Regions from separate parts of the Homo sapiens genome. Here region 2 is linked to region 1. Evidence: chromatin contacts called from ENCODE Hi-C or POLR2A ChIA-PET data. All regions are on one chromosome and are shown on one strand. Each heading gives the region's core, a stretch centred on a gene start or an enhancer-like site at or near the end of the contact. The rest is flanking DNA. Distances are from core to core; before and after follow the strand shown. Region 1 holds the start of GRIA4 (glutamate ionotropic receptor AMPA type subunit 4). Region 2 overlaps LOC105369468 (a long non-coding RNA gene).

Region 1 (3,459 bases), core at 584-3,083:
GAAGGGATATAGTGCCACACAGGGAAGAGGGAAATCAGAAAGAAGAAATGAACTTTATTTTCCTCCAGCTCGTGGACTCAGCCTAATTAACTCCGTTTTATGCACAGTCCACGAGAAATGATGCAGTGTTGAGGCTGGGCTTAGCTGGAAGAAATTCAATAGCTGCGTCCCATTAAAAGACAGTAGAGGAGAATAGCAAGAAAAGCCAAGGATGGAGGGTGTCCCTGGAAACAGAGTCGAGGTAGAGAAATAAGGGCAAAAGCTTCAAGAAGAAAACAAAATAAAAGGGGAGAAGCTTCCAGGAAAGGGATCTAACTTTGGAATCTGCTAACTGGTAGCAAGAAACGGCAGGGCGTGCGGGTGGAAATGTCTTTTTCCTCAAACAGTGTCTTTCTGTAATAGCAAGAAAGCTGCGGCGTCCAGAATGGGAAGAAGTGGATTTTTTTTTTCTTTTTTAAACAAACTCGACATCACTTTATGCTTTAGAGAAAGGGATGGAAATAAATATCATATAAAATACAACCAAATTCCCCGAAGACTTTCCCCCAACTTATTTCAATCCTACTTAAGCGACTATAGGTAAAGGTGGAAATAGGGCTATGGGCTGAGAACGCATGGGTGGGCTGCCCTGGGTGTATTCCAACGGAACCTGCACTAAAGAGGAAGTCTTTTTGCAAAGGAGAGAAAGGAAGAGGAGGGAAACAGAGGGGAAGGGAACTGCTGAAGGTTTCCCTGAATTGCTTATCAGCAACTCATTTAACTCACTTTCGGATATCTGCTACAACCAGCCACATGCACACCCCATCGGAGCACACCTTACCTATTTGCACGCTGCTCGGAAAGGCTCCCATGGCGAGTCCCCAAAATCCAGAAAATAACAAGACAATCTGTCTGGAAATAATCCTCATCTTCTTTTCTCCTCTCCCTGGCGCGCGCTCTCTCTCTTTCTCTCGCACTCTTCCTAAAGGCTGTTCAGAGAAGCATTGAAGACGATGGCGCTAAAATTAAAATCAACCAAAAAAAAAAAAAAAAAAAGAAAAGAAAGAAAAGAAAGAAAAAAAAGGAAAGAGGTTTCGGTGGTTTAAGATTATGACTAGTTCTCCTTAGCAATCCATCGCGAGCCGCCAGATTTTTCCCGCAGTCTCCATAGCCCTGGGAGAGGTTTTCTGTCCGGCTGCAAATGTTGCACATGCAAAAGATGGTGGTGGAGCGTCTAGTGGCTGCTCGCAGGGATGAGACATGCGCTCTATCTTTGCCTCACTCGCACTCGCGCTCGCCCCTTGCTTTCTCACATACACACAAACACTGGCGCCGCGGCCGCCACACGCGCTCTCCAGCTCGCATCAGCCGACATCCCCCAGCAAGCCTGCACCAGCCCGGAGCATCGCTGCCCTCCTGGCGTCCCCTCCTCGAGCGCGCACTCCCTCCGCACGCCCCTCGCCCACCGCTCGGCTGGCTTCACCCCCTGGGTGCTCACCGGAGCGCCCCAGTCTCCCGGACGCTCCGGAGCCAGTCTGGTGTCAGGTTTTCCCTTCTGACCACTCGCTGACTCCCTCCTCTTTTCTTCCTCGGTTCGCAGAGGGACCGACTCTGGGGATGGGCACCCCCAGCGCCCCTCTCTTGGTTTTCCTGGCACCTCTGCTTCTCGGCTGCGCTAGGCAGAAAATCCGCCCACGGGCCAGGTCTGCAAGCCCCAATCGGGGGCTCCGGGGGGTTAGTACCTCCCCATGCCCCCAGGCCCCTGCCGCATCCTTGCAGGTTCGTGAGGAGGACGGGCTGCCTCCCTCTCCTACAGTCCTGGCTTCCCTCTCAGCCTAGCCCTCTTCTGCCACTGGGCTGCGCGCGGGGGACTCCGGTCCTCGCTGCAGCAAAGATTTCTCACCAGCAAACAGCCCGGGAATCTGGAGAGCCTGACAAGGGAATGGATGAGGTGAAAGGGTTCAGAGAGGGATGGGAGGAGAAAAGACAGGCAAAGGGCAGCCCCTGGCGGGTTTAAGAGGCCAGGACCAGGATGAAAGAATTGGAGGAGGTAAGGATGGGGAAGAGAGCCAGAGAAGTTGAAACATCCTGGGAAGGGGAGGAGGGGGTAAAAGGTTATTTTAAATAACTGACGAAGTTTAGGGTACTGAACGGGATGGGGAAAAGACTGAGAAATGAAAATTGAAAGAGGCCTCTAACATTCTCTTGGAAAGGCATGAAGCAGGGATAGGAATAAGAACTGCGTGAAGTGTAAAGTAGGAAAAGTGATTAAAGATTCGATTGCTTTCTATACAGTCACCCATTCCGGAGGACTCTTTCCTTCTGTGCTGTGGCCCATTGCAGGAGCAGGAGGGACACAGCGCAAAGGCTGATGAAGGACCAGAGGGGCAGTGCTTGGGGCAGTGGGCACAGGTGTCTGACAGGAAGATAGTGTTTCGTGCACATCTCCTCTTGTCTGGGACTCTGGAATGCTCACTCTGCTCCACGCCACCTCCAGGTAGACTTAAGCACTTCAGTGATGATGTCAATAGTTGTTTTGACTGGGTAGAAGTGAAAATGAATTATCCTAGAAAGTTTTGGGGTTACAGTCTCACTTGCTCTCCAGAGTCACCTTTAAGATTGTCCTTTCATCTGCCTGTCCTGGACTGAGCTTGAACCACACTCAGAAGCAGTCACTGTGGTAGCCGTGAGTGACCGGTTTCTGATTTCCTCTGTATGGTTTGAGATTTCCTGATCTAGTTAGTAAATACAATCTCCTGTTCCAATAAGCTGTGTGAGAGAATCATTAGAAGGAGAGGTTCTCCTTAAACGTTAGGGAACCTAGGGTGATGTCTGCCATTAAATTTTTAAAAAGAATATAGCAAATGCCTAGGTTTGCCTGATATAATATTTGAGACTACAATGCTTAAAGTGGAATTCTTGCAAGGGACTTACAGAAAGCCTGGTAACGGCTTTTTGAAATATACATTACCTTAACTCTTTCAAAATACTTTATTTGGTGTCACTGATTACCTGTATTTGTAGTTTGTAGATGACATTTTAAAATCCCTGCTAAAACTTGAGTGCTTTTCTATTTCCTAAGTTTTGAATTTTATTTTTAAAATTGCATCTTTAAAATAAGTGTCTGCTTTCCCGTTACATTTCACCACAGATTGTTATGAAAAAAAAAACCTAATTGTAACTGTATTTTACAAATCATACATTTGTCATTTTAGTTTGTGAAGTTTTAGTCTTGCAAGTCAAGTGAAATTTGAAGCATTTTTCCTTTTTTTATTTTTCTGTGTTAAAAAACAAGGCTGTGAATAATAGCATTCTGTTTTCTCTTGAAAAAGGATAATAGAGTATGACACATAAAATTCAAGTTAAATTAAAATTTCAAAATCCACCAAACTGTTAAACTCATCACTTGCTTGGGTAACTAGTGAAGCTCTTCCTGATCCAGAGGCAATTATTAACTTTAATTCTTCTCAAAATTGAAAG
Region 2 (3,268 bases), core at 143-2,642, 370 kb after region 1:
TATCTAAACTATACATGGTTGGACTGCATTCATTCAGGCTTTGTGGAACATTTATTTGTGCACATTTTAGCAAGTTGCTCAACTTTCTGTGATTTATTGTTTTCACTTACTGAATGGGTGTAGAGTAATAACTATGGTCATCTTAGAAGTTTATCTGCATTAAGTAAACCTCCTACCAACACGGTAAGGTAGCGACTAATTATTTTTCTCATTTTACAAATGAAAAAAAGAGGTACAGTGAAATAAAGTAGTATCGAACGTGACAGACCTCATAAACAATGGAGTTTGGAACCAATGCCAGTTTACCAGACAAGGTATGCTTAACTACCACAGACAGCCACCATAATTACACTATTTCAAAGGTTTCTGTGGGATAAAAAAGTAGTTTCCAAGAAATACTGATGTCTGGCTTCCAACCCCTGTGCATTCTGTTTCATTGGTATGAAGTGTAACTCAGGCTTTGGGATTTTTCAAAGCTCCCCAGGTGATTTTCAGGTTCAAAGTTTGAACCCAATGGTATAAACACTTTAGCAGAGAGCATGACACACAAAGTGAAGGTGATAAATATCATCTCTATTAATACTCCTATTATTATTAATGGTATCATTAGAAACTGGTATGAAAGCAAAACAGGTGAATTATTTTTTAAATGACAAAATATAAGGCAAGGACAAAACAAAATGAAACAACAAATTAAGTGGTATGTGGCCACCATCTTTTCCTGTTAAAAAGATAAATTTTAAAATTGCTTTGTGTAAAAGATAAACTAAAGAAAAGTGGATGCTGACAAAATAAACCAATGAAACAGTAATAGACCTGAAACTTGGCTTTTAGTTGAGTTCTACTGGATTCTGTTTTCTGGTTTGAGTCAGAGAAAATCCACTTTGGAGCTTCCCATTTAGCTGGCTATACAGGGACAAAGCCTAAAATATTTATCAGGAATACAACCATTTCTCACATGGTTCATATTTTTCATGAGATTTTGAAGTTTTCTGTAGTGATTACTGAGTCACTTATAGCTTTGCACAGAAGAAAATTTGCATTCAAGGAGCTCAGGCAATATTCAGCAGTTTCCTATCATTATAACTGTCTATAATATTTCTAAACTGTCCCACCTGTAGAAATGGATATAGACTTTTTTGATCTCTCAATATTTATTTCAGCCTTATGATTCTGTTGATAAGATTATACATTAGCAAAACCTAATGCTTAGAATGAATATACAACTGAGGTACTAGACACAATTTCAAGTTACAGTGAGTTTCTCTCTGTCTCTAGTTTTTCATCCTTCAGCTGTGGCTTGCTTTAGGCAAAGGACATGTGGTTACTAATTTTAGTTTGTCATTACTTGAGTTTCCTAAGGTCAGCTAGCTGTGGTGACTGGAAGGAAATGCATGCGTGCGTGAGTGTATTAGTCAGAACAAGGGAATTATTTTTACATCAATCTGCAGCCTTTGTTTACTTGTCCTAGGGATGACGTAAAAATATTTTCATACAATCTATTAAATTTAACTTACTTTTACATTTAATGTTTCAAAACTCTGTACATAAAGTAAAAATAATATTGACAGTTTTTACTGTGAAGAAAGAGTGAAAACATTAATATATTTTGCCTTTTTCCCTCTCTCTCTGAGTCCCTATGACAGCTGAAGGGTATATCTAGCCTAATGCTGAAGCTACTGAATTTATTTTCAGGATATTTTAATGCTGTCAGAATATATACAACTACAAAAATACAACTAACTCTATTATCGTAAGTACCATGATTGACATTTCTGTCCACAAAAAGGTACATTATGTGTCCATAATGTATTAGACAGAACAAATCTATAAATTTCCTATGCAATTTTGTCATGAACAATATATGACCTAAAAACTAGGTTTCTTCAATTTGTTACAGTAAATGGATTCTAGCAAATCAGAATTTTCAGAGCATGAATATAATCAATTCTAGCTTAGCTATTCTGGTTTAGAAAAGTCAGCTCAATTATTTCCAGTCTTTTAGACATCTCCTAACAAGAGAGCATTTGGTTATTTAAACAGCATCACAATAAATTGTGTATATTATATTACCTGGAAAGTATATTTTTAATATCTGATTCTATACACACATATATAGAGTCAGATATACCATACAAAATAATTTAATTTTCCATATGCAGAAGAAGCACATCAGTAGAAAAGCCAATGATATTTTGCTCTTTTACATGTTATGTACATGTTACGAAAAATAACTTTCTCCTTTGAATTCATTGTTAGGACTTTGTACAGTGCTGCCAATTACTTTCAAATGTGAGAGAGGATATATATCTAGTTGGAATTCAACTGTAATTTAGCCTATAAAATACGATCTTACAAATAAACATTAATTGTTGCTGTTTCCACCAGGCTGTAGTTTTCTAAACCATTAATTGACTTCCTAGTCACCAATTGATTTTTGTGATTTACAAAATTAAAAATAGGCCAGGTGTGGTGGCTCATGCCTGAAATCCCAGCACTTTGGGAGGCCAAAGCAAGAGGTTTGCTTGAGGCCAGGACTTGGAGACCAGCCTGGACAATGTAGTGAGATCGCATCTGTACAAAAAATACGAAAATTAGCCTGGTGCTGTGGCTCATGCCTGTAGTCCCAGCTACTTCGGGAGATTGAGGTGGGAGGATTGCTTGAGCCCTGGAGTTGGAGATTACATTGAGCCATGATCCTGCAACTGCACTCCAGTCTGGGAGACAGAGTGAGACTCTATCTCTAATGAATGAATGAATGAACAAATGAATAAAAATTTACAATGAATAAAGTAGTAGCATATTTTTCCTTATGTTCTGTGTTTACAGAGTCTGATCTTTAATTTGCCAAGTTTGATCTATATTTATATTAAAATGACTTTTCTTTCTACCAAAGAAAATCTAGCAGAACAATCTTAAAGAGACTCTACCAATTACGAAATAAGTTTTAGTCATTATTCTAAGAGTGATTTGCTATTTGACCTAGCAAGAACATTAGTAATTCTGGTAGAACGTGGTTCTGATAATCTTCAAGAAGACATAGATGGCCCATTTGTCTTCATGCTTTTCCCTAGCTCAAAGTACCTGGGGTCCGTTCCTGAGTGCTGTCAGCCTATCTCACTTTCCTTTATATACTATGCACTTAATCTCAGGCCATGTACCAATGGTAACTGCTATGCTTGCTGACCTCTACAGTGGGAAATTACCAAGTCGGAACCTCTTTCAATTCCCAAAAGCTCTCCTTGTTTTCTTAGTCATTCTAGTATTA

Evidence for each region. A loop is a pair of places that touch in the nucleus more often than their neighbours do. ChIA-PET counts read pairs that join two places held with the same protein, here RNA polymerase II (POLR2A).
Region 2: a loop to region 1 is called in a map of endothelial cell of umbilical vein, with 2.1 times the contacts of the local background. The contact joins the enhancer-like site here to the promoter of GRIA4 in region 1. A Hi-C loop is called at or near these places in 1 of 168 maps with a recorded cell type or tissue (endothelial cell of umbilical vein). POLR2A ChIA-PET finds 5 or more read pairs at or near these places in 1 of 52 experiments (PC-9).

The regions. Positions count from the first base shown.
Region 1 is chr11:105,608,447-105,611,905 of GRCh38, reverse strand. It overlaps GRIA4 (glutamate ionotropic receptor AMPA type subunit 4), which reads right to left and starts at 1,833. Exons shown (of 17, transcript NM_000829.4): 1 at 1,478-1,833; 2 at 821-998. The coding sequence starts at 908. RefSeq lists a silencer at 657-857.
Region 2 is chr11:105,242,740-105,246,007 of GRCh38, reverse strand. All of the region lies in intron 4 of LOC105369468 (a long non-coding RNA gene), which reads left to right. Among named protein-coding and RNA genes, the nearest start is that of CARD18, 100 kb to the right of the region's middle. Within about 2 kb of position 1,392, at least 2 of the 41 ENCODE cell types and tissues checked have a DNase peak (open chromatin) inside an H3K27ac peak, as active enhancers do; they include endothelial cell of umbilical vein, where a contact is called at or near this core.